Regions from separate parts of the Mus musculus genome. Here regions 1, 2, 4, 5 and 6 are each linked to region 3. The links are chromatin loops, found by intact Hi-C in ENCODE. Cell type or tissue: heart. All regions are shown on one strand. Each heading gives the region's core, and the rest is flanking DNA. Links, peaks and the distances in the headings are about the cores only.

Region 1 (5,345 bases), core at 65-5,064, 240 kb after region 3:
TCACTAAGTAGACCAAGCTGACCTCGAACTCGGAGATATCTACCTGCCTCTCCCTATACTGAGTGCTGAGAGTAAAGGTGTGTGCCACCACACCTGGCCAAACAGTCTTGATTTTAACAATTATCTCCTTTGAAAATTTAAAATAAACTTTATTATTTTATGTGTGTTCATGACTGTGTGTGTGTGGATGTGTGAATGCATATACACACACTGTGGAGATCAGAGAAGACCTTTGGAAAACAGATTTTCTCCTCCCTTCTTTGTGTAGAGTCCAAGCATTGAACCCAGGTCATGGGGCTTGCAAGCCAGGGGCTTTTACCCCCAGGACCATCTCTCTGGATTCTATTATCTGGTTTTGTTTTGATTTTGCAATGTTAGGGATTGAATGCCCAGACTTATCTTGTTCTTAAGCACTTTTTGTCTTGGAGTTACTGCCTAGATACTATTTCTTCAGCCAAGTGTACGTACAAGCACACATCAAGATCACATAAGGTTTAGAAGGTCTGAACTCTCTTCAGAGAATTTCACCACTTGTTGGCTTTAGTATCTTTTAGTTTTGTTTTGTGGCATTTTGAGACAGGATTTCTCTGGCTGTCCTGGAATCTCTCTGTAGACCAGGCTGGCCTCAAACTCCCAGAGATCCACCTATCTCTGCCTCCCAAATGCTGTTGTTATTTATTATAGAAAAAACTTCAAGTACAGCCTCCGGGACATTTTACGTTCTATCCAAACAATAGAACAGCATTCAGATGTACAGTTCGCTTGGCTAAAACTCTGAAGCATGGAGAAATACTTTGGATAAATAAAAGAACACAGTATGGAATATGAGTTAAGAATGTATCCATGTGAAACATGTATATAGAAATAAATGAAATGGTGCTTACTAGGGCAAAACTTGAGAATTCCTTCTGCTCACAAGATACTTCTATTGTTATATACTCTGTAATTTGAATGACATCATGGCAGGTCTCTGGTTTTATGGCATTATAGCAGCTGCCTGAGGGGAAATCCTCTGAGCTGATTACACATGAGGCCTCCTTTGCTCTCTTATGTACCAGCAGCAAGGGGATCATTTCTGCATAGATGATAAGCAACTAAAGTCTAGACAGGTTAAAGATCAAGGGCTGGTTGTAAGAAAAACCTTAAAAACCAACCCACACTGGAGGGGAATGAACCCTGGGAATTCTTTGTTTTTTGGGTTTGTTTTTGTTTTTTGTTTTTTCGAGACAGGGTTTCTCTGTGTAGCCTTGGCTGTCCTGGAACTCACTTTGTAGACCTCGAACTCAGAAATCTGCTTGCCTCTGCCTCCCAAGTGCTGGGATTAAAGGCGTGTGCCACCACGCCGGCTTTTTTTTTTTTTTTTTTTTTAATCCTGGGAATTCTAAGGGCGCTCTCTCTCTCTCTCTCTCTCTCTCTCTCTCTCTCTCTCTCTCTCTCTGTGTGTGTGTGTGTGTGTGTGTGTGTGTACACACTCTCGAAACTTTTGAATCCAGACATGGATTCATTCACTTCCCTTGCCAGCCAGCCAAAGAGACAAGCAAGCAAACAAGTGAGCTTCTGAGAGCGAACCACGGGGCTGCCTAACTTTTTAGAGTTTTAAAGGAATAATGCTTTCTTGTATAGCGCAAGATTCCTAGCAACATTTAAAATAATTACTATGCATCAATATTTTGCATTCACAAAAGTTTCTCACCCACATCATTTGGTCTGTTTATCTTCATTACAAATGGAAAATTGTTTGGTTTTTTGCCTAATCAGTCCTGAAGGATGAGCAGACAGGAGGCAGCAACTGAGACAGGGAGAGGTGAGTGATGGAGAGGAGAGCCTGGAAGGATACTAACCCTTCTGGGAGTCTGCATGAGCCTCTGTGGAGCAAGACTTGGGAAATGTCACCCTGACACCTGTCTGGAGAAGAGTAAAAGAAGTTGAGGCGAGAGAAGCTGAAGTACCTCTGGGGGAGATGAGGGCTTTAAGAGCAGCAATAGATATGGAGAAGGAATAAAATTGTGAGTAGAGATGACACCACAATTAATCAAGAGAAGACAGGGATGGTGGCCAGGAGGCTGGGTGAACACCCTGATATGGTCAATGATACCAGATAAGTCTCCAGAAACCAGGAAGGACTTGATATTAGTTTATATATTAGATTTAAACCTGCCTCTTTCCCAGGGTGAAGTCCCTTGGGGATCCAGTGCTTCTATTTATGTTTATGGTTATGTAGGCAGAGCTCTCCAGCTACAGGACCACAGGAAGAAATCACACAGAGGAATTCCAGGCCTCCCTGTAGCACATGACCAGTTATAGCAGATTGCTCAAGGTAGGGTTAGAGGCAAATATAGATGCATTTGTGAATAAATACTGACCCCCAGTGTCCATGTGCAGAAATAAAAATTAACAAGCCCTCTTCATGCTGTACATAGGCTCTGCTATCAGAGTCAGGATCCAGGATTCTTCAGAAACAGACAGCAAGTAGCGAGCCTACAGCTAGAGGCTGCTGGGGGAACTCTGGGCACAGTCTGTCAGGACAGATCAATGGCCTCGATTGTGAGTACAGAACTTGTGTTAGCTTCCCCCCTCTAGTGCACTGCTGATATTTGCCAAGGTCCAATCTCAGCTGCTTCTTAATCTTATCAGTGTGAAATAGTAGATTGACTGATAAAAATTCTAGCTTCATCTGACAGCCCACCTAGTTCAATAAGGCTTCCAGTGGAGATTTCCCTCAAGGAGGTGCCAAGTGAGGCAACTGGGCAGATGTTCCCTTCTCAATTGAGTGGCGGACTCTACTACTCCATTCATAGAAACTTCTTAAGTAAATTGGGCAGCAGCTTCTTCGGCTGTGGTGGCTTCTTCTTGAGGAGAGTAGCCATTTAGAATCCTGGCTAAGCACCAGCAGGGTTGCTCGTGAATGGCTCCTTCTTTTGGGGGCTGGTTCTTTGGTACTTTGGATGTACACTGACGTCACATCTCAAGAAAATGAATTCATTTTCGTAAACTCCAGTTTTCAAAGTGAGAATGCTTAGATGTTACAGTTTGGATGTGAAATGCCCCCCTCCCCCAACTTACCTTTGTTAAGATAGGGCTTTGGTGAATAATGACAATACCAATGATTATGCTAACAATGTGGGAAATCTGATGGGGCCCCAACCCAAGACTAAGAACTCCAGGCAACTGATCACTGCCAAGGGAAAATAGGTCCTCTGATTGGTTACACACCAAGTGGTTAGCCTGAAATCAGGTACATGCAGGCCACAGTAAACACGAACTCAACAGGTTGAATTTACATACTTACAAATTATATCTGAATATACTAAATTATTTAAATTAATTAAAAGATACGAAATAAAAAGGAAATCAAGGATTTTTTTTAAAAGATGGGGCTTTGGGGAAGTAAATGAATTGTGAGGATTCTGATCTAAACCGATGAATGCATTGAGGTCTTCATGATATCTCAGCAGGTGACGGTATCTGCCACCAAGCCCAGTGGCCTGTTTGAAGCCTGATAACCCCAGCTTGATTCTTGGAACTCACACCATAAAAGGAGAGAACCCAGTCCCCAATGTTACATGCACCGTGGCACGCATGTATCCCTGTATAAATTTAATAAAAATGTTGAGTACTTCTCAGTCTCTCATTCTATACATTGGTTCACTGTGGGTTTCTCTATTAATAGCCATCTATTGCAAAAAGCAGCTTATTTGATGAGGGCTGATCATCAACCTATGTGCACAAAGTTAAGTACTGAACACTGGGGGTGGGTTAAAACTATGTATACTTGACATACTATTTGTGAGTATGTTCTCCTCAGAACCTATGCTCTACCCAGCCATGGGTTCTTGGATCAGTTAATGGTGCCAGGCATGGGTTACATATTCTAGAGTGGGCCTGGCATCCGGTCAGAAAGTGGTTGGTTACCTTTATAACATTTGTACCAGGGTTGCTCCAGTGGGCATATTTTGCCAGGCAAAATGTTGCTGTAGCTTTCAGGGTTCACAGCTGGGTAAAACTGTTATTTTTTTTCTCACCCCCATAATGAGCATAGCGCCTTATATCACTATGAAAGCTAAGCCAGTGGGAATAAACTTCCAGATCTGAAATAGCTTGACTGCTCTGTGTACTACAGTTAGGCATGTGCGATCTTCCCTTCCTCTCAAGGGTTAAAAATCACAAAAGAGGAGATGGAAAGACCATAAGAGCAGAGGCAATTATTGACTACAAAAAAAAAAAAAAGTGTTTTCTGGCTATGAGAAGGCCTTGGCACACATGAACACACACAGCATCTGGCAGAACACTCTTGGCTTCTGTCGCAGGCAATGAGGTGCCTCCATTTCAGGCCACTGATGCTCAGAGGTCTCGGCACCAGGAATGATGGCTGTTTCCTAGTCAGCTAGATTCAAGCTGACTAGGACACTGAGCTGAGTGACAGAAGGGACATCTGAGAGGTGCCTGATGTAGGGAGTGCAGATTAAATAGAATTTAGGTGCCACAAAGTAGCATCAAGAAGTCACATCACTTCAAGATACTATGGAGAAAAAAATATAAAAATATTTGCATCAGGAAAGAAATGTCATTATTAGTCAACTAAAAGATGTCAGTGTTTATCATATTTCTGATGAGTTACATCAGCAGATAAGCTAGTTTGGTCTGCTACATAGCTGTAGCTTCAAAGGCGAAAAAAGTGACAAGACAATCCAGCTATTGTTATATTTTTTAGTGTGTGTGTGCACATGTGTGTGCACATGTGTGTGCACGTGTGTGTGCACATGTGCCACAGCATGCATGTGGAAGAGAACAGAACTTTGGGGGGCTGGTTCTCTCTGCCAGCCATGCCACCCCCAGACTTAGCAGTAAGCGCCTTTCCTGCCAGAGCTATCTCACCAGCCTGAGTGTATAAGCTATACCCAATTAATAAAGGTTAAGGCTTTCTATCTCCGTTATCTACCGAGGACTGGGTTCACGACAAAAGAGAAAGAACCCAGCTGCCTTCGTCTGCCCACTTCATACAATAAAGCACATTTCAGGACTGAACTCAACACAAAGCTGTATGTATCAAGTGTTTCCTCCTGGCAATTATTTTTACATTTTAGAAAATTGTAGCATTCTGTTCCTCTCTTTAAAATCTATGGTGTCACTGGTTATTCTTAAAATGTCCTATAACCCACTATCAGCATTGTTTTTAAAATTAATTTTCTTAAACTGTTCCAAATTTGTACCTTCAGGCCAACTTTTCTGTCCCATCAGTCTCAGGGAACTTCTCTTTTCTGCTGGTAGAGATGCTTCAGGCTTACCTTGTCCCCGTCTGTTTCAGATCTGGAACCATTACCCTAAATACTCCCAGTTGTGTGTAA
Region 2 (5,345 bases), core at 241-5,240, 120 kb after region 3:
AAACCTCAGTGTATTCTGAAATACCACCCCTCTCACCACAGATACAACTGAGCATCCCCAAGTTGGAAGATTCCCTCTGGGCTGCATTGGTCAAAGGCTTCCTTTCTCCATCTTGTTCCTGTCTTTCCTGAGCATTCATCTATGAAGACCATTGGCATAGTCATCTGACTATTCAGGGCACTTTGGGGATGTTAGGGTCTCAGAGTTCCAAGTTTGAATCCTGGACCTGTCACTTGCTAGCTGAGAGTCTAAAAGAGAGGTGGAAAAGACCTGCCTTGGATGGCGGCGGTGACAGTTGAGTGAGGGAACGGGCAGCGTGGTGCCTGGCAGGAAAAGGCTCGGCCATGTCATCAAATGCTCATTTTCTGTGTCTACCCTCTGCCCAACTTCAAGGCGTTCTGCACGCTGATGCCATAGTAATTTTCAAAATGAAATATGCACAGTGAACACTTTGACCTTATGCTGGGTTGTGAGGATGGATGGCTCCAGCTACCCCACAAATCATCTTGGAAAGAAGTAAGGTAAAGAACTGAAGTAACTAATTTTAAGCTCTGATCCAGTCTGGGCTGGGTTGCTCCATCCCTTGATCACTGCAAGCCATCCATCAAAATCTGTCAACAGCAGTGGCTTTGTAGGAATGAAGAAAAAGTATTTTTCTGAGCTTAGGATAAAACTGAGAACTGTGAGGAAGGTGACAGGAATTTGGACTAGGAAGTGACTGGAAGCCATGAGACATCTCAGTACTTTCTTAGGGACTTAGAAACATTGAGGTGGTGGCCCAGCCACCATTTTTATTTGCATCTGAAATGAAAGAGCCATCCCAGGAGAGCTCGGGCATCTCAGGTTGCTTATTTATGAATATCATCAGAGGAAAACATCTGCTACTTGGATGGTTCAGGCAACAGTTGCTATGTATGGAGAGAACGTGGGGTCACCTCAATTTTAAGTCCTGGTGCTTCTACTAACTAGCCACATAATCTTGGGCAAGGCACAAACTCTCAGCTTGCCTCAGTCTTTTCCAATGTTAAAGGCTGAAGAATGGATCCGGCAGTCTCAGCTAACTTCTGACTAGGTAGATCTCAGTACTTAGGAAAGCCCCCAGAAGAAAGGGTGAGGCTCAGAGAGCTAAAGTCCAGGGCATGATCAGAGGAGTGAGGCTGTTTCTGATGCGCAAAAGAGCAAAACCATTTGCAGAGAAACCCAGCCAGGTTCGGGTGAGCTGTATTCAGGGGGTGGGAGCTGGAAGGAGCAGGGACCCTGGATGTCATGTCTACACTCTTCACTCTGGAGCAGACAATAGTTATTGAAAGTTGGGGGAATACAGAAGGCAATGCGGCTTAGCCGGAGGCTCAGAGTTAGGTTTGCGGATGTCTGATACCCAACTTGGGGTGGTAAGAGTGAAACTGTGGAGAAAGAGATCGCGCAGTGCTCATGAGATCCACACGTGCACATTGATTCCTCCCCAGCTCTTTCGGAAAGGAGTTCCCTCTTGGTTGCAGCACCCTGAACTCTGACCCTTGTGTCTAAACTCTGAGCTATTAATGACCAATAAATCACTTCCGAGATTAATCTGTAGGAAGGGCCAGGGCGAGTTTGAGTATAAAATGACCTTGGATTGTTGTATGGTTAATAATCTGTACCTTCATTGCATAAGCAAATGCATTTTTGTAAATTGTGGAAACTAATAGCAGCTCTCAATGAAAAGGAAACTAATTTTTTTCTGAAAATTTTTTTTCCTGTAAATATAAAGGTTATATTATGAAAATACCTTTACAGACAGAGAAAATACAAATTTCCCCATTCCTCTTCAAGTCTTAAGATATTCTGTGGCCACTTAAAAACCCTAGGCACTGTAGTCATGTCTTAGAATAAATCCTCTGAGGGAGTAAATCCAAATGGAAACTTCTAGCAAACTTAACAGTTTAATGAAGCAGATTTGCTTCAGCAGGAGCACAGACTATGTCCAGAGCAACTTCTAGAATGAGGGAGCTGGAGCTAGATCATCTCCTCCTGGAGTCCCCCCGCCTTCTCTCTGAAACTTGTCTCTCTGGTACCCACTCCTACCCTCTTCCTTTAAACCTTGGGGTTTTGCAGTGATAGTTTCAGGTCAAACAACAGAAGAACGCTTTTCTCATTGTATATATTAAACACTTGGCACATGGTATTTTAAATGCTGGTACCAGGCTTCAAACACACACAAGTTCTGGAAGAATCTAAAGGCATTTTTAAGGTGGTGATAGGAAAGTTGGACAAGTGGGGCTTTAAAATCTCAGGGAAAATAACATTAACTTCAGCAATGGTCACTTCTTCACCTCCACTTTAGATCTGACCCAGGGATACAGATCTCAGAGTCTAATTTTTTTTTTTTAGCATGTTAGTAGAATGAGGGTCAGATGCTCTCTCAAGTTGTCGTTGACCAGTTACCACTCTAGTGGGAGGGGAAAGAAACCAAGACTAGAGATGAGAGAAATTCACAGATATTATGGGATAAAAGTCACAGCATCTCCTCCTTGGTATTCCAATGAGTCACAGGGAGCTGGGATTTTTCCCCCCTCCATTTGTAGATGAAGAAATTGAAATTGGGTGAAGTTAAGAAGCTTGGTTAGCAACAGATAAGCAGCATGGTTATGACTAGATTTTGGGGTCTTCATCTTCTCTTCTGCCTGTCTAAGGGGAATTCTTACTTTTAAAACAAAGAAGAAAAAAAGGTTGCTCAATTATGTAATTTCACTTATAGTTGTTTGACTAGAAATAAATGATATCTTTTTAACAAGAATCTGTCGACAAAAAAGCTAGTTAATGCTTAAGAAAAAAAAATAATTTGATTGAAAAATCCTTTGTTTCAGTGGTCTTGTGCAGACCTGGACTTAATGAATGGCTACCTCTAACTCCCCTTGCTGCAAGAATACAAAAGGACCCAGAGGCAAGCCCATGGCAAATTGCCACTCCAAACAAATTGCTGTCTGTGAGCTCTCACACTTGAATTACCCTTCCAGGATTAAGGCTTGAGACTGTGAAAAATTAAAAATGTTGCCTAAGCCAGGAAATAGCAAATGAATCACAAGTCTCACTAGGAAGCTTAACTCTAGATCTAATCTTCCACTTTGGTGACGTTTAAACTGTGCGTTATCTTTAACAGACCAAATCCCCCCTCTGGCAGGATCTGGAGATGCTATTTTTGTGGTAATTAAAAATTTTTTTTAAATCACATGGCCTGTTCTTTATGTTCAGTTTATGTAGGAGTTGAGACCACTTCAAACATAACTTTTCTTCCCTAGTCAGATGGCTATTTAATATCATGTCATTCGCTGGTTGAAATAAAATAAGTTAATCAGCACAAAAGAAATACATGAACACCCCAAAAAGAATTGAAATGTATCTCTGAGAAATGATTTTTCTTTTCCAAAGCCAGACATCAAAGGCTGCCTCTTGAAGAAAGTTTATTTTGAGAAGCTTCAGTCAAAACAATTTGGAAACTATGAAATGAGTCAGTCTTTCTTAAAGAAATGTAACTTTGTCTGTTCCCTTGCATTTTGGGTTTGGTAGGAGACATCTTTATTCCACGGGGTTTTGAAAGCATGTTTAGGATTCCATAGGTTTAGTATAACATCACTAATGGTTTCTAATGAGATCCAGGCAGTGGCGAGAGGGAGAGAAAAGAACAGCACAAAAGCTGAATTTTACACCACCAAGCACCATGTAAAATGTGGGAAAGGCTCCACACTTTATCTGTTGCCGAGGCCATGTGGAATGGAAGGGGAAAGTTCGCAGGCAATCAACCAGACGTGTGGACAGCACGACACCCAGGGTTTGGCTCTTCAGAATCAGACATCCAAATGGCTGGATTTGTAATGGTGCCTGTGCATATGCAGGGAATGTCAGTATCTAGATATTGTAGTGATCCTACTGGGCTCTTCAGGCTCCAGTTACTTGCTTGGTTCAAGTCTCATAGACGCCTTTCCTCTGGGGAGCATATCTGTGTAGCCATCAGAGGATGAGGCTAAAATAAAATTTCCTCAAGCTTCCAGCATCTCTGGCATTTGCAGGACACTGGATGAGGGGAGAGTTGGAGTGGGTGGCGTCATGCATGGGGGAGTCAGTTTTCTATGGACTCACTTAGCAAATTGCAACTCGAGGCAATCCCACAAGTATTGAGTTCAGAGTCTATACATAGAGTACTACAGTCTGCAGAGAGGGGCAGGCAAACAAAGAGAAAAGAAGACATAATTTCTGCCTCCACTACCATCCAGTCAGGAGCATAGACAAACAGGCAACGGCCTTACAACATGGATAGAGTTGTATGGGGAATGCGAAATCCTCCCAACCTCTTTTCAAACGAAGTAGAACAAATTGTTTGGGGACAGGAAGTGGGAAGATTTGAAAAGGAAATGGTAAAACTCGATGTCTCAGAAACGCAGAATATTTTTACAAGGAAGTCTCAGTGTCTTAAATTATTTACGGTGAGAGTTACCCATACATTCGACAAGTACTGAACTAGCATACAACATTCCGGGACTCTGCTAGGAAAGTTAATATTTTCACATTATTTACCCAATATTTACATAACTTTACATTTCATCGAGTTTCTTCTGAAAAACTTCTGTTTTGACTTTCAACTGCATAATAAAATTGGGTCAGTTCACCATCTGTGTTACTTGTCCTCCGATGGGCAACGGGTTTGACAAGTTACCTGATCAATTCACGTGCAGAAACATGATTCTAAATCTTCTAGGAAGTATCCCTCCATCCTCGTTTCCCCTTATAACTCACCAACAACGCTGGTTGTCACCATAAAACAAAGAGAACTCTACTTCCCTGTGTAAGTAAATACACTTGGGACTGAGCCACTAGCATTAGAAAAGAAAGCTATGGTACCTTATCAAATAGAAAATTCTAAAAACCAAGCACTTCTGACTTGCTTTTAGCACAGATTCTTAGTTTAGCAGGGAGTATGCTCAAGATAATAGAGTGTTGGCTGCAGTCTGGCAGTGTTTCCAAAAAGAATCAGTGTGTGCCATACAGCCAGCTCTGGAGCTTGGTCTGCAATATCCAGCGGATAAACTGCAGTCTATAATTCCCATTTAATCAGGAGGAGAGTTCAGTGCACTGCAACATTCTCATATCTTTTACAAGAATTAATTGCTAGGGTAAACACCATTTCTTTTTACAAAAATATGTAGACACATCTAAAAAAACACAAAGACCATTTATAAAATTACTTATATCCATGTTCAGAAGTAAGTTTTGTTAATATGTGGTGAGTATAATTCTGAATATATAGGAGAATATGTGTAGCTCAAATATCATAAAAAGCATAATATAATATTGGAAACTATTAGTTACCA
Region 3 (5,345 bases), core at 175-5,174:
TTCTAGGCTCAGGAGTTGGAGAAGCAGGACCTCCATGCTTACTCCATTAAACATCTTCAAACAAGTCACTCTAATGATTAGATTCCTGGCTCCTTTCCCCATAAAATGAGAATGTACCCCAGGATGAAGGGGGAAAAATGTACTCTGTAAACCATAGCCATCTAGGCTGAGGCTGATGGAGCATATTTCTCATGTGCTGAGGCCAAGTTTCCTTCCTTGGACTTGATCTGTTCCGTGTTAAGAATGGAACAAATGCATCTGTCAACTGTGACAGGGCTCGGGTGGCACAGCAAGTCCCAGGTTGGGTCCTGGTATACAGCAGTTGGGTCTGGTCTGCTTGGAGAAACTTTAGGGCCAGAAAGATGGCTCAGCAGTAAGGTTTGTGGTAGGAGCCTGGAGACCTGAATATGATTCTTGAAACCCACATTAAATGAGCAAGGAGAAAATCAACTCCACAAAGTTGTCCTTTGACCACCATACACAGGTACACGCACATATATGCATAACACACATACACACACACATACAATCATCTATAACATTTCTATGAAGACTTCAATTATTGGACATCATGGAACAGCTGCTTTTCTTTTCTGTCTCTTTGTGTTTGATTTTGCCTGCAGGCAGAGTTTCTCTGTGTAACCCAGGCCAGACTGGAACTTACTATAGAGCCCAGACTAACCTGGAACTCAAGATTGAAGCCTCAGTCTTCCAGTGCTAGGCCAGGCACACACCCGCCACACCCACCCTGCTTCCTAGCTTGGCTCTGTGGTAGGCTGTAGACTTTTCATCTTTCTCAGATTTCCCACTGTTCTTTATTGAGAGGTTATAGAGAAAAATAGGCTAAGTGGGAAAATTTCACACAACTCCCCTGTGCCTCAGTTTCTTCATCTAGGAAAATGGAGACACAAGTACTCAAGGTTCAGAAACATGCCAGTACATGCTAAGTTTATCATCATAATAAATTATTATTATTACTATTATTGTTGTTGTTGTTGTTATGTTATTGTGTGGCAGGGTCTCCTGTAACTCAGGCTAGCCTTGAGCTCGATGTGTAGTGAGGACCACCCTGAACTCCTGATTCTTCCCCACCTCCCGAGGATTGTAGAAGTACTCCATCACTTGGGTATATGCACTGCTCTGGATTGAACCCAGAGTCTTCTTTGTGCATGCTGGAATGAGCACTCTACTGACGGAACTACCAGGTTTGTTACTGCCCCAGAGTCCATACTCCGAAGAGCAGCAGGGAGCTTCCTTGAGGGGCTGGTCCTCTTTAGGCTACAAGGTCGTGAGCCATGCACTTAAGGACGTGGGGGCAGGCAGGTTTCCCCCGGCCGGGCCACGCAGCCCTTACCTCCTCCCTAGCTTTTCGATCAGCCTCCTCCTGCTTTCTTCTCTGCTCCTCTTCCTCCAGGACCTTCCTTCTCTCTTCCCTCTTTTTCTTCAGCTCTTCCAGCTCCAAGGCTGCCTCCTGTTGCTTCTGTTTGAGTTTTTCAAACTCTTCGTTCTCCGTCTCCCCGCGGCGTCGGCGCAGCTCCTCCAGCCTCTTGCCGGCTTCCACTTGTGGGGCACCTTCAGCTTCCTTGTCCCCACTGGCCCGGCCTCCTGAACGGCTGGGGCTGAGGGAGGAGGAAAGGAAAGGCAGTTACTTGGTTCTGTCTTGCAGCCCCCGTTGGAAGGAAGGGGGCGGGTGTATGCCTGCAGGTGCTAAAGCCAGGCACCTGATCCGCACACCAGTCCTGGGGGGTGGTTGGGGGATCTTCGTGGAATATAAATACTCTCTTCTAGGGCAAAGTAAAAATGGTGCACCTAATGTGGAAAAAAAAAATCCCATATCTGTGCAATACTGACTTCCATTTAAACACTTCTTAACTCATAGTGAGTCCAACACAGGAATCCCACCCCAGACACCTTCGACAGGGACAGATGAAGCCCCGCTGTTTAACATTTACTCTGTGTGATGGATGGCACAAAGCTTCTGGCTACGGAGCTAGAGAATTAAAACAAGAAGGGGATTGAGGGTTCAGTGTACAGAGCTCATCTTGACTATACACCTCATGCTTTGGACACTTTGGAATATAATGCCTCCTCTAAGATAGGCCTTTCAGGTTTCAGGTAAAAAAAATCATCAATTTAGTAGATTTAAAAAGTGGGAAAAAATGAAGTGCATTGTGTAGAGAAAAATATAGTACCATATTTTGAAACAACTTTTTTTTTTTTAGCTGTAATGTGTATGTGTATGTACATATATATATATTTTTGTGTGTGTGGGTAAGGGTCATGATATAAAGTCAGTGTGTTTACTTGAGCTGAGGCTATAAAGTATAAACATATTTCATCTAGGTTCTTGATGGTTAAAGAGGAACTCTCATTTTGAACTCGAACGAGGTTAAAGGGTTTCTTACAAACCTGCATTGCTCTCTCAGTGCTACAGGGTCCCAAGCCTGTGACTCCTCTCAGTGAGGCTCTTTGCAGTTTTGGTACACTAGTTTTTGCTCTTTCTAAGATCATGAGGTGTGGATGAGAAAATGGACTCATCTCTGGGATCCACTAGGTGTCGCTCGGTCTTTATATAATCAAAGTGTCTGTCCTGAGACTCTGGTACAACCAGTCAGGCAGAGGCAAACTTCACATCAGGAAGTGCAGGCTTAGATTCCCTGGGATGGAAAGCTGGCTACACAGCACGGTCGTGCATAGTGCAAGGCCAATTTAAAATATACATTTCTGATTACATTAAGTTATATGTATATTGTCTGATCCTGTGTGTCTATCTATCGTGAGTATTCCATACATGGAAAAATGTCTGGAATAAATGTTACTTTTGAACAAAATTAAAAATAAAACAAAACTAAGAATCAAGTCAACTTTCGCCCAAACAGGAGTAAGACTGGCTATTCTGCCTCTACCTGTACAGGCTGGTAGGCTTACAACATAGGGTGGTATATGGTAATACCTTCCGGAAAGTCCTGTCATGCCTTTTGCTTTTGTAGATTTAAGGCAAATCAGACACAAGGCATACAGCTTGCTTTTAGCTCAGCTGGTAATCTGTTAAGTCTCTCTCTCTCTCTCTCCCTCTCTCTCTCTCTTGTGTGTGCATGTGTATGTATGTATGTGTGTATACAGTTCAAAAAAAATGGGAAAGTAAAAACAGGTGTCCCCCTTGGTTCCCTTGCAAATTTCCAGAGGGCTCTTAACATCCTATGGTAATGAGCTGTGATTTGCCTTAATCTAATGTGCCCCAAGTTTTTGGACCACAGACTAATACTCACTTACAACCTTTATAAAAACGAACAGAGGAAGGTTTGTAGGAAATAGTCTGAACCATACACACAAGGCATGAACCAATGATATTAATCCCAGTTATGATATTTCTTAATCCACTGGTACCACGTAAGTGTATTAGGTTAAAACATGGGCACTAAGCATTATAGTTCTCGCTATTAAAAAAAAAAGAAAAAGAAAAAGGAAATAGAAGAGAATTAAGCTGTGGTTGAGCAATGAGTGCTGGTCTACTGTCAGTGACAGGGTATCTTTAAGTCAATGGCCAATGACCTCCAAACAGAAGAATGCCATCTGCTTAGCTCCTTTCTGTCCAGAGGCACATGATGAAGAGACCCATTCTCCCTCCCACGTATGCGGAGATTCTTAGATAGTCACGCCTTACCTGAAAGCATTCTCGGTTTGTTTAAGTTTGTGGGTCATGAATTCTCCATTCTGCGCCTTCACTTCTGTAAATCCTTTCTTTCTATCCAAGAAGCTCTTGACTTCTTCTTTGGGCTCTTTGTCCTTTTTAATCTTCTCATCTTTGATCTAACCAAGGATACATATCAAGAAGAGAGATAACTATAAACATCGTACTAGGTTTTAGCTGTTTTTAATGACTTTTAAGGAAGTCATTAGATTTGAGGTAGAGCAACCATCCAGAACATGATATAGAAACAAAATCAAGAAGATCAATAGAGAGTAAGTCATGGCTCTTTGGCCTGTGAGACAGACTTAGACTGTAACGTTAGAAAGTCAAGATCCTCTGCTGATCTCACTGGGGTTTTCATTTGTGGGGGCAGCACTGTTGCTGTTTTTAGAAGCTATCTAGTCCTGGGAACTCCACCTAAGATTAGTTGCTTGCAGTTCCCACTAGGAAGAACACTTACAGGTCATTTTGATGGAAGAGTGGCAATGTAGCTTGGCCAAGTTTCTTCTTAGCTAAAGGGAGCATCTTTGATCAAAGCCTAATAAGGAAGAAGTAAGAGGAAAGCCAGCAGGTGGTCCAGATCTGCCATTTCTGGTGCTTTGGTCAAATTTGAATGGTGTCCCAAGGAGGTAATAAAACCTAACTTTTAGAACCGTGTCTGAAGCCACATAAATCACTAAAATTAGCAGGGGACAGGGATAGTTCTAGTGTACACACTGATTGATATCCATTGGCAGGAAAGATTTAGACCTCCAGAAGTGGGTTTGTGATCATTGCAGATAACAGAAGAAAGGCTATCTGGAGGGAAAGTGGACCTAAGTATTTTTGTGGTTGTTGTGTGGTAAATTCTTCGTGGTAGATAAGACACATTATTTCAAAATGGCTTTTGAGATGGGCAGAGAGTTCAGATTACTATCTCATCCATTCTTAAAACATGAGCAGGAGAGAGTGACCGCCACTGTTCTGAGATAGTCGTAAAGAGCTAGTGCTCAGCAGAAATATTTGGAAGAGGAAAGGTAGACCATGAGAAAACAAGGCTTCTAGGATGTCCATAACTGTCTCTCTTTACCTGACCACTCATTGCTTTCCAGCGACTCTTGACACCCTCTGGACATTTACTCCTAAAAGGCATGTTTTACAAGGTAGAATGGCAGTGTTACGGACTACCTTTTATAGCCCTTTGCCTGATAATCTTCCTTAAATGGTATTAAATCACCATGGATGGACTACTCACCAACACTGCTCCAGTGAGTTAAGACTTTGATTTCCCTACAAGGCGGGATATACATGGGTGTCCATGTATACTAAGGGACATGTGGGCAGTCTACTCATATTCTCAGGCAAAGCTTTCTTAGAAGCATTCTTAATGTAATCATGATGACTTGCGTTTGTCTGAAAGTTATTTTCTCCTTTGGATGCTAAAGAGGGGGAGCTGCAATGCTGCCGCCATGTCCTCTCTGGCAGATTTGTCTTCGACCAAGGAGGCCGTTTGATTCTAGGGCTGTTACCAACCCAGTTTCTCTGGGAATCTCATCAAGATATAGTGAGATGAAGTGATCACTTTCCACATCCCACCATCTTATTGTCCTCTTGGCCCCTGGATGATTATGAGTGAGAGAAGGAGGCTTGGGCCCTGTAGAGCAGTGTAGAGAGT
Region 4 (5,345 bases), core at 238-5,237, 460 kb after region 3:
AAGGTGGCTTCCCTCCCAGTTGGCATGGCTCAATAGATTTGCATTGGGTCGTTGGTCTTGACAAACAATCTCAACAGCCTGAGGCTCTATAGGAGAGGTTCAGTCAAGGGCAACCAGCTGGTCTGAGTGGTTATTTAACTGAGTCACCGAAGACTAGAGCTTAGCCTATGGACTTGAGTCCAGCATTCTCGCGCGCGCGCGCGCGTGCGCGCGCGCGCGCGTGTGTGTGTGTGTGTGTGTGTGTGTGTGTGTGTGTGTGTGTGTGATCTTGGTTATTAGTTGGTGTGGGAAGACCCATCCACTGTGGGTAGCACCATTCCCTGAGGGGATCCTGGGCTGTGTAAGTGTGGAGAGAGGGGCTGAGCAGCAGGCGACATCCATATATCCACTAGTCCCTTCTGACTGTGAATGTAATGGGACCAGCTGCTTCAAGTTTCAGACCCCTTCCTTGATTCTCTGCCATGATGGTCTAACCCAGAACTGTGAATCAGAATAAACCTTCTCTCTCTTAAATTGTTGTCACAGCAACAGGAAAATACACTAAGACACTCACCTATAATCACCTATACTGATATCCTCTTAGTCCTGAGCACATCATTTTGGATACTCATCATCAATTAGTGGAACAGTCTGGACTACAGACCCACCGTTTCATCTTCCAATGGGAAACCACAAGGGAGCCGGAGGCCTCCTCTCTAATTTGGGGAGCAGTGAGGAAAATGCGTGGGTTTTCTCTTCCCTTCCCATCCCCAATCTCAATCCGACAAAGTAAGTCCTTCTTGATTACTCTGTTTAATTATACACCAACTCATTACAAAGGGGGTTCTGATTCCTGTTTGTTTGTTTGTTTGTTTGTTTGTTTTTTGACAGGGTCTCTCTATGTAGCCCTGACAGCTGGGAACTTGCTTTGTAGACCAGGCTAGCCTTGAATTCAGAGCCTCTCCTGTCTCTGCCTCCAAAGTGCTGAGATTAAAAGTGTACCATGCCCAGCTCTGGATATTTCTCTCTCTCTCTCTCTTTCTCTCTCTCTCTCTTAGTGGTTTTAGAGCTTTATTGTAGAAAGGCAGGGGGAAAGAGAGCAGGTAGAAAGACAGAGGCTGGCCATGGCCACGTGGAGAGAGATGGGGAGGGAGAGAGAGAGAAGGAGGGCTAGAGATGAGAGTAGGAAAGGTGAGAGCTTAAAGAGCCAGCTCTGGTTTTTTTACTATTTATTTTATGTGTGCGTGTGTTTGCATGTGTGTACACACACATGACACAGCGAGCATGTGGTGGTCAGAAGACAACTTATGAAAGTCAATTCTGGTTCCCTTCTTTGACTGTGTGGGCTCTGGGGATCGAACTCAAGTCATCAGGCTTGGAGGCGAGTACCTTTACCCACTGAGCCATCTCACCACCTTCAGGTTCTGACTCTTAAAAGGTGTTTAAGGAAAAAAAAAAAGTCTTCCACGAAAAACAAAGTTGGATGCCTCAGGACTCTCTGCTTACTTCCTGCACTTGGGTAATGATCAGTGGGTGTTGAGTATGGAGACCTAGTTATGTGGCCAACTTCCTTCCGCACACTGAAAAGCATGGAAAGATTACTCCATCTCTCGCATGACAATCTAGAAGGGACTCCTCAGGCATCATCTGGAAGCTGGTGGCATTTTCCTTTAGAAAGAGGGGAATGAGTCCTACGAAAGATAATGAACGTACCTATTTCGTGCACATTGTTCCTATGTCCTATTCAATTGCATCTCACTTCCTGGATTTCTCTGGAGGAAAGTAGAAGAGATGGGCTAAGATGTCTGTGCCTATAACTTCTTACCTTTCCACTTTACAGTAGAGAGGCTACTTTCTCTGTGTGCCCGTAGAGAGCAGTCTTCGCAAAGTCTTGCCTGCAGGGAAACATGAGGTGATAACCGCCTGATGGTGACAGAGGACAGGAAAGGATTGCATATTTTATAGACTGCAGGGAGGTGATATTCCCATTCACACGAAGGCAATTAGGCAGCACAAAGGGCCTGGCCTCTACTCTATGCTGCTGAAATCTTCCTTGACCCAGCTTCTCCTCTGTCCATGTACGTGACTAAATTCCTCTTGGATAGGGTGGAGTACATACATTGCCCTCTCTCTGGTTCCTGTCTGCTCCCTGGCCTGCCTGTTTCATCAGAACTCACCTGACAGTGCCTCTGTGGTCTAAGTGGGTTTAAGTCAAGCACTTGGGCTGAGCACCCTTTACAAGGCCAAAGCCAAGCCAAAGCCAAGCAAAGGCAGACGGGAGCCTTGTTCCTCCTGCTCAGGCTGTGTGAGACAAAGGCCGTTTCCGTCCATGCTTACCACCTCCTAGCCTCCTAAGCTTATAGCACGGTGTGTGCCTCCCTCTGCTGGCTAAGCTGGATCAACACTTCTGTTTTAGTGATTGTACGTGGAGAGACCCTTCCTGGCAGTACCACTGTCTAAGCCACTAACAGAAGGAGCGGGTACAACACTAAGCCCTTGGTATACACCACCTCCAACCCTCACCGAGAGTTTGTGAGGGAGGTAGCGTTGCTCCCACCAAACAAGAACCACTCTTAACGTATACAGAATGCATGCAGTTTGAGGAGGAGGGAAGGAGGTGCAGACACAGCAAGCTCCGTGTTCCGAGCCACTGTGTAAATACATGATCCCTACAGGGTGTGTGTCGCACAGCTTGCCCCAGTTGACAGACATGGCAGGCCAGTCATGCCTTGCTATTCCCAACAATCCACCTGCTAATGACCCCATATATCATCTCCCCCTTCTCTTGTGTCCAGAAACCAAATTCATGAGCACCCCGGTCCTTTCCCTTTACATCCTTGTGTCGTTTGCTCCCTTTATGCCTGCCTCACACTTATGCAGCGATATTGAAACCAGATAGAATTCAACAGATTTGTCCATACTGACTGGAGGGGAATGAGATTTGACGGTGGATGTAAAATAGGAAGAGAAGTGATCACATGACCTTTTCACTAATGGAAACCACAGCTGGTAATAACCCTCTTATATTACCTTTCCTCTCTGGGGCTTTCCAGAAATATCTTGTAAAATAAAAACCTCAAACCACACAGGCATTCCCTCTCTTGGTGCCTGTGTTGTTACTAACTCTTCTGCTTGCCGCCTGCCTCTCCTGAGCTGCTCACCCCTCTCTGCAGTGTCTGCTGTTTCCTTTTTCTCTTGCCAGCCTGGGACTCGGATGGCCTCCGCCTCCTCTTCACCTGGCTCATTGGCCTATTCCTGAGGTCTCCCTTCTTTTCTGGGTTTCTGCTCTTTTACTAGAGCTTCTATTCTGTCTCCACCCCACCCTACAAGCCTCTGAGCTCTCTAAGGCATTTAGTCAATATTCCTAGGACCCAAATCCCCACTACTGGGTTAGGGGGACCCTTTAGAGTTTGGATCAGATCCACTGATTTCCTTACGTTACTAAAATCTCAGCAGTGATCTGGGTTCACCCATCTCCAAAGAAGAAAACTGAGGCTTACAAAAACATGTTTATCTGTACTCTCTCCCTGTTGATGGGCACATTTGAAATACCAAACTAATACTCGCTCTTCAACGGCATTCTTCACTCTTGCTTACCCAAGGACCCCCCTACACTGTCGTGTTCACAGTCTTAAACGTACATGTTTAGAATACTTGGTCCCCAGTTGGTGGTGCTGTTTGGGGCTGTTTAGGCGATGTAGCCCTGCTGAAGGAGAGATACCACTGAGGCGGGCCTTGAGAGTTCATAGACTTGCCCTACTTCAGTTTACTCTCTCTGCATAACTTGTGGTTCAAGATGGAGGCTCTTAGCTGCCTTGTCTTGGTGTCACGACGGCCCCTTGCTACCGTGCCTTCCCACCATGATGGATTTGTATCCTTCTACAGTTGAAATAAATTCCTTCCATGGATTGCGTTGGGTCATGGGGCTTTATCACAGCAACAGAGAAGTAACTAACACAAATCATTATAAAATGATTCTCTTTTACAACACCATTTAGCTACAATATCCTTGATAATAAATGCATTAAGGGAGGGAGGGAGGGAGGGAAGGAAGGAGGGAGGGAGGGAAGGAGGGAGGGAGGGAAGGAGGGAGGGAGAGGGGATCCTAGTTGTTACCATGTGTGCTGCTGTTACAAATTTCATCAAGTGCTACAGAGGCTCATCACCATTTTGAAATTACCATAGTTTTAAAGATTGTCACCAGATCTGTTATTTGATCATTAATAAAAACATATTTATTACCACACTCTGCATTTTCTCAATATTTTGATAGCAGACTTTCAAGATGATGTAACTGTATTCTTCTAATTGTACATACATGAAATATTCCTAGAAGGACTCCTTGGATTATTAAAAGAAAGTCGTCACAGCCCTCATAGCTCACACACAGAGACAATAACAAAGCCACCGTCCTCTGAAGCTTTGGGTCTCTGACAAAGCTCCCACGAGAGTAACCACAGGTTGGAGGATTGCTGCTCTCCAAATAGACTGGCCATATGGCTTATCTTTGCATCGAGCATATTTTTAACTATGAAACGAAGGCACCAACATTAACTACACTGGGATAGCAGGACTAAACAGGGACCTCTGGCCATCCCACTCAGCTTTCCCAAACCGAAGAAATACATGCAAAATACCAGGACAGCAAAAGTGACCTGTAAGGACCAGAATAAAACTTCACCGCAAGTCCGCAGCTGTTGCTATAGATGGTCTCCTAGAATCCAAGCACAGTGGCAAATCCAGCTAATACAAACGAATCAGTTCAGAAGAAATGACCATGGCGTAGACTGACAAATACCAGAGTAGCACTCACTGTGGGCCAGCTTGTGTGCCATGATGACCTCAGGAAGCCAAGAGCAGGATCGTCCCCACAGATGATGGAGAGAAGGATGAGGTTTTCTTCAATAAACAAAAATTATTAGATGCGCATCATCACCTCAGCAGTCTCGGCTATGATAATTTTGTCCCAGAACTCAACTCTCGTGTCTCATTCTGGGTTCTGAATGGGCCCTGAAATTTATAACATTGCTTCCTCCCATCTCTCGCTGTAGTCAACTCAGCGTTATTACAATGTTTGCTCGGTCGGCATTTGCACCGCAGACCATTTTGCTGACACCACGGAAGCCAATGACTGGAAGTGAGGCTTGGGGCGCATGCGCTCAGCTTCCCCAGGCGCTCCATGTACTGGCTTCATAGTAGCATCTGTGCCTCACCTCTTCGTTTGCGTTTTGCTGAGCTGTTGTCAAGTTCTAGTTCGTAGGGTGTTGAGAGAATGCCTTGGTAAGAACTGAGTGTACAAAACACGGGCTCGATCATTTATCACCTTGGTGGAAACAAGATGAATTTCTGTTTTCAATGGAAACTAG
Region 5 (5,345 bases), core at 249-5,248, 210 kb after region 3:
TAAAAATAACCTTGTATAATATGTGCTTTATATGGTTACATACAGTTTTGTATATTAATATATCAAATTTATTATATGTATCATATATTCTGTCTTAGATATTGAAATGGTAGGTCAAGTATACTAATTATTTTATATAATTATGATATCATTTAACAGACATCATTAAGCATCTTTCTTCAGAACCAGGCTTATCAACAATAAAATCAATTTTATTGATTTCCCCTTTAAGCTAGCTGAGACAGGTAATATGAGCTCTCAGGTCTTCCCTCGGTCATGACAGTGGTAGAGACAGACAGCCAGGACACACACTCACTCTGGAGTCCCGTCCACTTCAAAGATCCATGCTACACAGCGGAGGCTAAAGGAAAGAGCTCGTGGAAATAAAAATTCCAGGGAAGTGGAGCAGAGGAGGGAGTTGAGACAGAGGTAGAGGCTGTCTTAGTTCAGCTGCTATAAATACCTTAAATGGGTTCCTTCACAAACATCTTAATTAAATACTTTAAACTGGTCCATTCATAAATATCTGAGTTAGGGTTTCATTGCTGTGTCAAGATACCATGACCAAAGCAACTCATACAAAGGAAAACATTTCACTGTGGCTGGCTTACAGTTTTAGAGGTTTAGTCTGTTATCATCATGGGAGGAAGCAGGGCGGTGTCCAGGCAGGGCTTATTATTCTTAGAAGCATCTCTATATGTTCTCTATGGCAAAAGATACCCTACAGCTTCTTTTATAAGCATTATAATCCCATTCGTGAGGGCAGAGCCCCCACACTTAGTACTCTCACATTAAGTATTAAACTTCAGTGTTTCGATGGAAGAGAATATCAACACAGTCTTTGCTAAGGTCCTGGGTGCACTTGTGGGCTAATCGGAAGTAGGAGAATGACTGTAGGGCTCTAGATCCAGTAAGGAGGAGAGTCAGAGTGAAACAGAGACAAAGATAGAGGTAGAAAGAACTGGGAGAGAAAAAAAAAAAGAACCAGGAGAGTTGGAGCCAAGACTCAGGGCAGACAGGAAGAGCGCATATATGAAGATTATATTTGGGGGCGGGGTGAAAAATCCCCCCACAGGTTCATCATAAGATTGAAAACTTTATTCCTAGCTGGGAGAGCTGTTCTGAGAGGTGGTAGAATGTTTGAGGGAAGGAATGTTGCTGGTAAAGGTGTGTCTTAGGTTGTCCTGTCTGGTAAGTGAAATCTTACGACTCATGTAAACTGAAAGTTGACTTTAACCCTAAAATCACCTTTTATTTTACTATTTTATAGCTTAGAACATTCTTAGTTATGGTAACCAGTGGCTAAAACTTAGCCTTTTTTCATTCTGAAAGATGACTAAGGCCAAAATGTTATAGACGAATCCACACAGCTGTTTCTGTGTTTCTTCAAAAGACATGGGCAGGGGAGAAGGACATTTTAAGACACGATTTACTACCAATCTAAGGGTCTTACACTGGATTTTCAGAAGTTTAAGCCACAGGGTAGTTAGTGTGTGGAGTTTGCTTTTGCTAATTGCACACTAATCCCTTTGTCAGCCATTTCTCTGCTTTCTGACATTTTTAATATTTGTGGCCAGTGCTGTCTGAACATTTATCAAAAGGATTTCTGGAAGCAAACAATGTCTACAGTTTTAGATGTGCTTGCTACTCTGTGTGATGTAACGAGAGCTCAGGCTCTGTGGCTCCACCCAAGGACGTAAACTAATAGTTCCTCCCACTGTGTCCACACAGAATATACTACCCACCCACTAGTCACCCACTAGCCACCCACTAGTCACCTACCAGTCACCCACTAGCCACCCACTAGTCATTCACTAGCCACCCACTAGCCACCCACCAGCCACCCACTAGCCACCCACTAGCCACCCACCAGCCACCCACTAGCCACCCACTCGTCCCTTTGAGGCCAGGTGGATGAGCAGATCGAGTTTTAGTGTCTTAGTCCTCCTGTTAAGTTGTCTTATCTTATTTAAAACCAAATAACAGGCAAGTTGTTGGCAAAGAGAAACTACAATCAGCTTATTTTAAACAAAGAGGTAAAAATACAAAACGTTATTCTGAAAGAGAACCTGGCTCTCACCTCGAGCAGCCACTGGTCTCACCTGGTACTCCTCAGGCAGATGACTCCAGTCTCTGTCCCTGTTTCTTTGTGGGTCTGATCACTTTCTGTCTGCCTCTTTCAAAGACTCCCAAGACTATATTCTAGATAATCCACCTAGATATCCCAGGATGGGCTCATCTTGGGGTTCTTAAGACAATTACAACCATTATTGGGGCTGGGGATAACATTTACAGGTTCCAGGGGTTAGGATTGGATATTCCTTGCACTTGGAAACAAGGTGAGCCTTTTGTGTCTGTTAACATTTTGTTGGATGAGACCAGAGCACAGAGGATCCACATACACTGGGCACCAACTGTTAGAAATAGGAGCACTGCAGAATCTAGAGGTTTGGGTGGGTACTGATATCATACCTGGTCAGGAAACAGGAATAATGAAAATTTGACATAACTCACTCATTTTGAAAATGTTCCTGAGATGTAGGTACAAATTGCAAACGAGGCAAAGTCACCCCTTATTCAGAACAGAGTTTGCATCCTCCCGGCAGTGTGTAGCATGAAAAGAGCTGGGCTAAACCTACGGATTAGTTCCACGGAGGAGAGAGGAACTGAGGAGATGACTGTCAACGTCTTTAGTGAGGTTCAAAAAATATTGGACTAAGGTAAGATTCCACCCAACAAAAGAAAGATTAGATTCAGGGTCTCAGGCAAAGCCGGAGAGGGTCATCCACCTGGCACCCAGACCAGGACAACAAACAGAAAAACCTAACCTCATCCTCGAAAAGGGAGGCCCGGGGGTGGGGGTTCAGCTGCGTCCTTAACCCCCAAGATTTGCTGGAACTGCAGACAGAAGGATACAGAAGCCAGAAGCCTGGGTGACCACAAGATCCTGACTATAGATATATTGATACTTCTCTATGTGTGGTGACTGATAAATGTCCTCAGAACCATCCATCCAGGCAGAGAAGGGGAAAGGTGAGAAAGCCAGCATGTTGAGCGCCCCCTGGAGGCCAGGCACACCTTCATGCTGAAGCATCACAGAGCTTTCAATTTTCTTTTTTTGCCCTTCCTCCTTTGGCACCTGGCTATGTCCATTTAACAAGGAGGGAAACTGAGGCATAGAGGGCCTGAGGATCTGGGGAGGCAGTATTGTACAGAAGAAAATCATGGTCCCTGGAGTCAGCTGAGGCTGATTTAGAGAGCTGCCGACAGCATGATTTAACCAAGTCACTTCAACACGTTACCATAAAAATAAAGCAAACTTGTACTGCATACGTAGCACTAACATTAACCCAGGCCTGCAGTAGGTGTGCAGTCCTTACAGTTATTTTCCTTTCTTCGTGCAAGGCCACAGAGTCACCGTGCAGCTCTGGGAGCTGGAGCTAGCCCTTCCTCCTGATGAGCCCAACCCCCCATGCGACTACATTCCTGACTTCCTGGGTGCGCATCCCAAGTCCCTTTCTCTACGGCCTTTCCCAGCAATGCCGGTCCTCCTATCCAAGAAATGAGCAGATGGTTCCTAAACAAGGCCTTTTTAGGGCTAAAGAGCCGCCTTCCCTGCAGCCTCTTCACTCTCACCCTGGGGGAAATCTAAACATGCTATGGCGAGCAGCTGGAACTCAGCGGCTGGCTGGCCCAGCTATTTCCCAGTGATTTTTCAGGCTCACAAGGGAAACCCTTGAAGGGAATCCCTCTGGCAGCGATGCCCATCCCTTTTATGGACACATTCTCTCTGTTACTACAGAGCAAGCCCTGGGCGTAGTTTTGGCATTCAAGAGGCCACAGATCTACTGGTTTTGTCCAAAAGGCAGGCATGCTCATCTGAACTCATAGCAGCAGCTTGATGTTAAAAGGTCTGTAGACCCCCTTGAGTGCCTGCTCTTTCACAGCTTTTCTCAGATTTAACAACTAGTAGGACACAGACACTAAGAGGATCTTTCTGTTTCCCAAATGAGTTTACTATCTCTAAATTGGGCTGGCTCACCCACAGCATGATTGAGGCTTTGGAGCATCGCTTGCATGGTTGAATGGTCAGCATCAGCCCTAGCCTCCACCCATCATGTGCCAATAACATGGCTCAACCCTATCCCCAAAGTTAGAACTTTCAAAAATATCTCCAAATATGCCTCCCGTCACCCACGAGACAATGCTGTTCCGGTCTAAGGGTCTTTATACAGACCATACATGAGGTTTAGTACTGGTTTGAGCTTGCAGTTTTCTAAACATTGTTAATGAATCAAATGGGAAATGTGTGTGTGTGTGTGTGTGTGTGTGTGTGTGTGTGTGTGTGTGTGTGTGTGTATGGGGGGATGTTTGTTAGTTTTATGTCACCTTGACACTAGCTAGAGTCATTTGGGGAAAAGGACTTTATTAATAGAGAAAATGTCTTCATAGGATTGGCCTACAGATCAAGATGTAGAACTCTCAGGTCCTTCTCCAGCACCATGTCTGCCTGTATGCTACCATGCTTTCTGCCATGATAGACTAAACCTCTGAAACTGTAAGCCAGCTTCAAGTAAATGCTTTCCTTGAAAGAGATGCTGTTTTCATGATGTCTCTTCACAGCAATAAAACCCCTAAGACAGTCATGTTTTTTATCACAGCAATGGAAAACTAAGACAATAGGTTTCAAGTATACTGGTTTTGAGAGCTCACCATCTTACTTCTAACTTAATATCACTACAAGAGGACCAATGAAAGACCCCAAGCCATCTTGACCCTTAATGGATCATAAGATAAAATTTTCCTAAAATATTAAAAGCTCAGGCCTATATACAGAAACTCAGCATGTTCTAAATGAACTTTACATATGTGACCTCACTTGTTCCTTGTTATAACTATGCAAATGTTAGAGTTTGGAACTCAAATGTTACCCCATGTGTTAAAGGGTTGATTGTCAATTTATGCTGCTATTAAGGGGCGGTAGTGGAGGTATGACCTTTAAGAGTGGTGGGGTCTGTCTAGTATAAAAAGTTAGGTCATGTTCTTATAAGGAATATTGAGATCTCTCTCTCTCTCTCTCTCTCTCTCTCTCTCTCTGCCATCATGATGTGCTGCCATGAACACAGCAGAGAAAACAATCATGGATTGAAAACATAACCCAAAATAAATCTGTCTCCTTTTAAGTTGTTTATACTTAAGTGTGTTTTCACAGAAAGCTAACATAAGATGTAGGAGAATACACACACACACACACACACACACACACACACACACATATATATGTGTGTGTATACATATATATTCAGCATGTTATATATATGTGTGTGTGTGTGTGTGTGTGTGTG
Region 6 (5,345 bases), core at 154-5,153, 400 kb after region 3:
GGCCAGCTGGGTGTGGTGGATCTCTGAGTTCCAAGTTCCAGGACATCAGGGCTGCAGAGAAACCCTGTCTTAAAAACCCAAATTTAATAACTATCATTATTATTATTATTATCATTATCATTATCAGCAGCAGCATTTTCCCTAGGCTACTCAGCAAATCAAGGCAACATCCCTGTACCAAGTTCCTACCCTTAGTTTCAAACTAGTATATTTACCACAAACTGATGAACATTGTTATATTTCCTGTCTCAGTTGAGGTCCTAATCATCAGCTCAAAAACAGATGATTTTAATCTCAGCACCTGAGAGGCAGAGTCCAATGGATCTCTGTGAGCTCCAGGCTAGCCAGGGATACACAGTGAGACACTGTATCAAATAAATAAATAAATAAATAAATACATAAATACATAAATACATAAATAAATAAATTAGATGATTCTAGATGAACCAACCCTAAATCCAAACACAGTGAGGAGGGAGTTAGAAGAACTAGAGAAAAACAGAGACAGAATTACACACAAGGCACGCAGGCCTGCTCCTACCACAGTGGCCGTCGCGATTGCACGGGAGAAGCTGGAACCTACCTCCCAGGCTTCCAAGAATGTTGTCTTACTGGTGAGGATTCTGCCTTGGTCATCTTTGGGGAATAACTCCTTTCCTGGCTGTAAACACAAAACAAGCAAATGCCCATTGGTTGCGCCTGGTTCTATGAAGCAGGGATCCAAGACGGTGAACTATCCAGCACCCACACCTGCTTAGTGCCTGGTCAGGCTCTGGGGGACACATTTGCAGACCTCAAGCTTCCAACACATCTCTATCTCACCCTACTGTGGTTAGGTGAGTCCTAAGTTACTGCTAGACCAGTTTCCAAGTCTGCTATGATATGTCATAGACATGATTAGGAGTCTCCATCACCTTGGAAACTAATGCAGCATTATCTGGATCCACATAAACCTGGAGGGACTTTTAATTTCAAGACCACTAGGCGAGGATCTGATTCCCAGCATCTTTATACGTGGTTCAGCCACTCCCTAGGCATGATTTGATTGGCAGGAGGAGGGCTGGACCCTGGAATACAATACTCAAGACCATCCTAAGATGTCTCTTGAGAAAGCATCACTGGACACAAAATCAGCAGGAAGTTGACAGGGTCACACCTCTGCTCCCGAAGCCCTGAATCAGCAACTATAGATAAGCACAGAGAACAGCTCAAACCTGAAGTCCCTGTGGCCAGTGAATAAGATAGAGGTCCAAATAGTCCAGCTTCAGATCCGTGAGGGTCTTCTGAAAGGCTTCCTTTAGCAGTTTCTTCTCAAAGCAGGTGGGCCACAGCTGCAGAGTAGGACAGCGGGGGATTAGGAAATGGAGGAAGAGAGTCACGATACACTCACCCATGTGCTCAGAGGTTTACAGTCTGATCTAGCCTCAGGACAGACTATTTATATTTAACCAAACTGGCTAATTAGTATACATGATCTGATACTCAAGGCTCAGTGAGTCAGGTCATTTCCTAAGTGTTAAGGGTGATAATATTTTTCCATGCTTGTAGCGTCTGATGTATTTCTTAGATCACTTAGCATTCTGATGCTATTTGTGGGATAGTCCCATATCCCCAAGATAGCAGGCCCTAATGGTGAATTACAAGGAATTAAATGGCCATGCTATACAGAGTCTGTGTCTCCCAACAGGTGCAGTTTCCAAGTGGGTAGAGTGTGCTAGCCAGTCAACCACCTCATTCTATACACCCCTCTCCTTTCTTTTTAAAGCATTTTATATTTCACTTTTATTGAGATAAAAAGATATTCCTATGCAACAACAACAAAAAAATACTCTTTCTACATAGCCAGTAAGAACACAGTACTGAGTGGTATGGCCCACCCTTTAAAAAAAAGAAAGATTTATTATTTCAATGTATTCATGTACACTATGTGTGTGGGTGCCTGTAGAGGCCAGAAAGGGGTGTCAGAATCCTTGGAACTTAAGTTATAAGAGTTGAGAGATACCCGATGTTGGTGCTAGGAACCAAATTATGGTCTGCTGCAAGAGCAGTAAGTACTCTTAACCTCTGAGCCATGTCTCCTGCCCCAAGACCCACCCTTAAGGGCAACCCTAGCATCTGAGTGGCAAAAAGATCTCACTGACAGAAAGCATGAAAACAAGAGTATTCAAATCTCAAAGGAGCCATCCTTGTTATGGGAAAACTAACGTAGGAGGATTGGCCAGAGGCATCAGTTCTGGCTTGGAGCATGGATATTTACACCCAAAGATAGAGTGAGAACAAGGAAGGTTAGGAGAAGCTGGAGAGGGCTCTTGGTATGGACCAGAGTCTACCTGCTTTGAAGTTTCATCCACCAAGTGGACCATTGTACCTTGCTGACAATGAAGAGGTCCTCCCGCTGCACAGCCTTCTCTTTGATCTTCTCTTGGATGGCTTCTCCCACCTCATTCTCGTTGCAATAGGCATACGCGCAGTCGATATGGCGATACCCAGCGTCAATGGCCGCCTTCACAGCTTCTTTGACTTGGTTTGGGGGAGACTGAAAGGCAATAGAAAAGGCCATTGCAAAGGACACTCTTATACCAAAACCTTCCTCAACAGGCTCCACACAGCCCAATTTCGCCAAATCCCTGCAATGCTGGCGGGTGAGGGACTGGGGAAGAAAACAAACTTTTCAAAACAAGAAGAAAACCGTAATGTTCCCCCGTCCCGTGTTCTATCGGAGATAAAAGTCAGTTTCCATCTAATGTACCCGGTCTTAAAGGAGCTCTTGTTTCTGGGGTGACAGATGCCTGCCACTGCAAGTTGCTGAAAGCCAGACTTAACTCTGCAGTGACCCAGAGGACTTCAGCCCCAGACCGTGATAAGAATGTGAAGAATGGTTGTCTTATGGTAAATCCAGACTTGACCACACAGCAGCTGTGCTCAGGAATGAAGTACAATCGACTTTTTTTTTTAAAGCAGAAAGCCAAACTACTGGGTATGGTGGCCCGTGTATGTAGTCCCAGTATTTGAGAAACAGGAGGATTTTGAGTTTGAGGCTAGCTTGGGGCACATAGCTGTCCCCAAAATAAAACATAAATACGAAAAAGCCTTTCATCACCAAAACAACCAGCCGAACAAAAAACTACTCTTCTTTCACCAAATCTAGAAATATCTTGGTTAAGCATCAAACACAGAAAAGCTCCAGAGAGATAGCCTGCTTCCCTGGGATCAGAAGTGACCCCTAGCGGTTCAGAAGTACCTGGGCCTTCCAATAGAATCTTGCCTGCCAGCATTCCTTCAGATAAGAGCAGACTCTCCCTCTATGATACCACCTCCTTATCTTGACAACAACTCCCTTGTCAAGCGCTCGGTCTAATCTTTGGATTTCTGTGGGTTACTTCTGGTCAGAGTGCTTGACAGCTTGGTAGAAAGTGAAATGTCTAATTTGGAGCAAATTCGAGGTTTTAAACCCAGTGCTGAATCAAAGAGAGGCCCCACCTCTGTCCCATGATCAGAAGAAAAAGACAGTGCAAAGATCGAGAGACAGAGGCTAAGCGAGAGACAGAGGCTAAGCCACCAGGACAAGAGACTCGGACTCCAAAAACAACTCCTCCTGGAGGTGGCTCACACCTGTGATAACCTCTAGAAGCTGAGGCCGGAGGATTGCAAGTTCAAGGCCAACCCAAGCTATAGAATAAGTTCTAGGGCAGCCTAAACTGAAGTGTAACTCCCAGTCGCCAGAAATCAAATAGAGACAGCTCCTGGAAACTAGCTGACCACTGTCCTGTTATCACGAAAGGAAATAAACCCAAGGACAAAGTTAGGAGATGGAACAATGTCAGACTTGTCTCAACAGAAGTGGGAAGGGCCTTGGAGCATTCTTCCAGGAGAGCACACTGCCAGGCAGGATCTGAGCTCAGGCTCTGTCATCTTCCTGCTTAGTTTGATGTGCTCAGAAAATGGTGTAGTGTCTTGGTAAGGTGCAGGTGCCAGTAGCCTGTGCTAGGGTCTGAGACTCCACCTTTCCCCCAGGCTTCCAGGCCACAAGCTGCAGAGTCTTTCCCCCACCAAACAGAGCTAGGTCATTTGGAGCTTTTGGTGTCCTGCCACTGAATAACTCAGCCCTGGCTGTCCTGGAACTCACTCTGTAGACCAGGCTGGCCTCTGGCCTCAAATTCAGAAATTCGCCAGCCTCTACCTCCCAACTTCTGGGATTAAAGGCATGCACCACCACTGCCCTGCTTCAAACCAGCCAAAACTTATAAAACTTTAAGTGTCTCATGAGTTCAGAAGAAAGCTTGTTAAGAGGGTAACTGGCAAGTTCGGGAAAACTTGAAACCTGACACTTCACAGGGATATCTCTGCTGGAAAAAGTCTGTCAGAGCTTTGAGGTCTGAAACAGCACAAAAGGCAAAACCAACTTGTGTTCTGTCTCTAGGGTTCCAAACTCCCAGTAGATGTCATAAAAAGAAGAGGAAATGCCAAGACCAGGTGCCCAAGACTGCGCACTCACCTTCCAGGTGCCCAGGCCCACAATGGGCATCTTGGCTTTGGTACTGAGTTCCACGAACGTGGCCATGGTTGCTGCCAAAATCTTGCTGAGAGCAGATGTCTGTGTCCTTGTTAATGAGACAGATGGAGGCTTTAACGTCCTGGATGAAGAGGCCGGCTCTTACTGCAAGCGCCACGCCCAGACCCCTCCCGCCCCCGCCCCCCCTCCCGCAATGAACCGGAAGTTCATCCCAGTCTTTTGTAAGCTTTTAAGAGTGTGAGTAAAGATTAGTCATAAACCAGAGGGAAATCTCCCTGATGCAGAATATAAATTACTTTGTAGAGCTACTTAGAGGTGTATGAGCCTTAGGCGCATGGGGTGAAAGATCCTTCGAGCTATATTGCTAGCTATGTTTGGGTTTCCACAGTGTGTGGAGAATATGTATGGGTTTCCACAGTGTGTGGAGAACGGTGGAGCCTGTAGGTATTCCATGAGGTTGAGGCAAGTAAAAGTTTTCAGAGGCAAAATGGGAGGCTGCATAAATTATTTTGAGCTAACTGTTGCTGATCACAAAAGATCAATGACAGGGGCGCTTGCAGAGGAGGGGGGAGGGGAGAGAGGGGAGGGAACGGGAGAGGAGAGAGTGTTTTCTGACCCTCTTTTTGTTTGTTTGTTTGTTTAAGTTTTACTCATCTAATTGATGGAAGATTGTGAAAAGCAAATTTCCCCTGTTAACCACTAAGACCTTTCTTTGATAATATTCTTTCTCTCTCCCTCTCCCTCTCTCTCTCTCTATCCCCCCTCTCTCTGAATTTGAAATTTGACAAGTTGTCTAACTGTATAATTATAGTGAGCTTTTACATTTTTTTTG

Evidence for each region. Peaks named below come from ENCODE experiments on the same cell type or tissue, not always from the same donor. Only the 100,000 strongest peaks of a DNase experiment are listed, where the experiment ranks them.
Region 1: it touches region 3 in a loop (5-fold over the local background); 34 of 42 quality-filtered maps call a loop at or near these places.
Region 2: it touches region 3 in a loop (2.2-fold over the local background); 2 of 42 quality-filtered maps call a loop at or near these places.
Region 4: it touches region 3 in a loop (4-fold over the local background); 27 of 42 quality-filtered maps call a loop at or near these places.
Region 5: a loop joins it to region 3, with 6 times the contacts of the local background. A loop is called at or near these places in 19 of 42 quality-filtered maps.
Region 6: a loop joins it to region 3, with 2.1 times the contacts of the local background. A loop is called at or near these places in 2 of 42 quality-filtered maps.

What each region holds. Positions count from the first base shown.
Region 1 is chr6:34,508,615-34,513,959 of GRCm38, reverse strand. Gm52898 (a long non-coding RNA gene) reads left to right here and starts at 2,175. Exons shown (of 3, transcript XR_003956420.1): 1 at 2,175-2,317; 2 at 2,421-2,544; 3 at 3,453-3,626. In heart, for the core only: a CTCF peak has its summit at 2,363; no DNase peak of the experiment used is centred there; H3K27ac peaks cover 953 bases.
Region 2 is chr6:34,636,542-34,641,886 of GRCm38, reverse strand. All of the region lies in intron 1 of Cald1 (caldesmon 1), which reads right to left. Among named protein-coding and RNA genes, the nearest start is that of Gm13861, 15 kb to the left of the region's middle. In heart, for the core only: a CTCF peak has its summit at 3,147; no DNase peak of the experiment used is centred there; H3K27ac peaks cover 1,250 bases.
Region 3 is chr6:34,751,908-34,757,252 of GRCm38, reverse strand. It overlaps Cald1 (caldesmon 1), which reads right to left. Exons shown (of 14, transcript NM_001347100.1): 6 at 3,665-3,810; 7 at 1,355-1,619. Among named protein-coding and RNA genes, the nearest start is that of Gm38787, 22 kb to the right of the region's middle. In heart, for the core only: a CTCF peak has its summit at 2,545 (motif pointing right); a DNase peak (open chromatin) is centred at 2,572.
Region 4 is chr6:34,290,038-34,295,382 of GRCm38, reverse strand. No RefSeq gene overlaps it. Among named protein-coding and RNA genes, the nearest start is that of Akr1b3, 25 kb to the left of the region's middle. In heart, for the core only: a CTCF peak has its summit at 2,375 (motif pointing left); DNase peaks (open chromatin) are centred at 2,362 and 5,092; H3K27ac peaks cover 459 bases.
Region 5 is chr6:34,546,926-34,552,270 of GRCm38, reverse strand. No RefSeq gene overlaps it. Among named protein-coding and RNA genes, the nearest start is that of Gm32942, 13 kb to the right of the region's middle. In heart, for the core only: a CTCF peak has its summit at 3,064 (motif pointing left); no DNase peak of the experiment used is centred there; H3K27ac peaks cover 1,169 bases.
Region 6 is chr6:34,353,447-34,358,791 of GRCm38, reverse strand. Akr1b8 (aldo-keto reductase family 1, member B8) reads right to left here and starts at 4,646. Exons shown (of 10, transcript NM_008012.2): 1 at 4,496-4,646; 2 at 2,369-2,536; 3 at 1,215-1,331; 4 at 584-661. The coding sequence starts at 4,561. In heart, for the core only: a CTCF peak has its summit at 3,202; a DNase peak (open chromatin) is centred at 4,531; H3K4me3 peaks cover 1,655 bases; H3K27ac peaks cover 1,851 bases.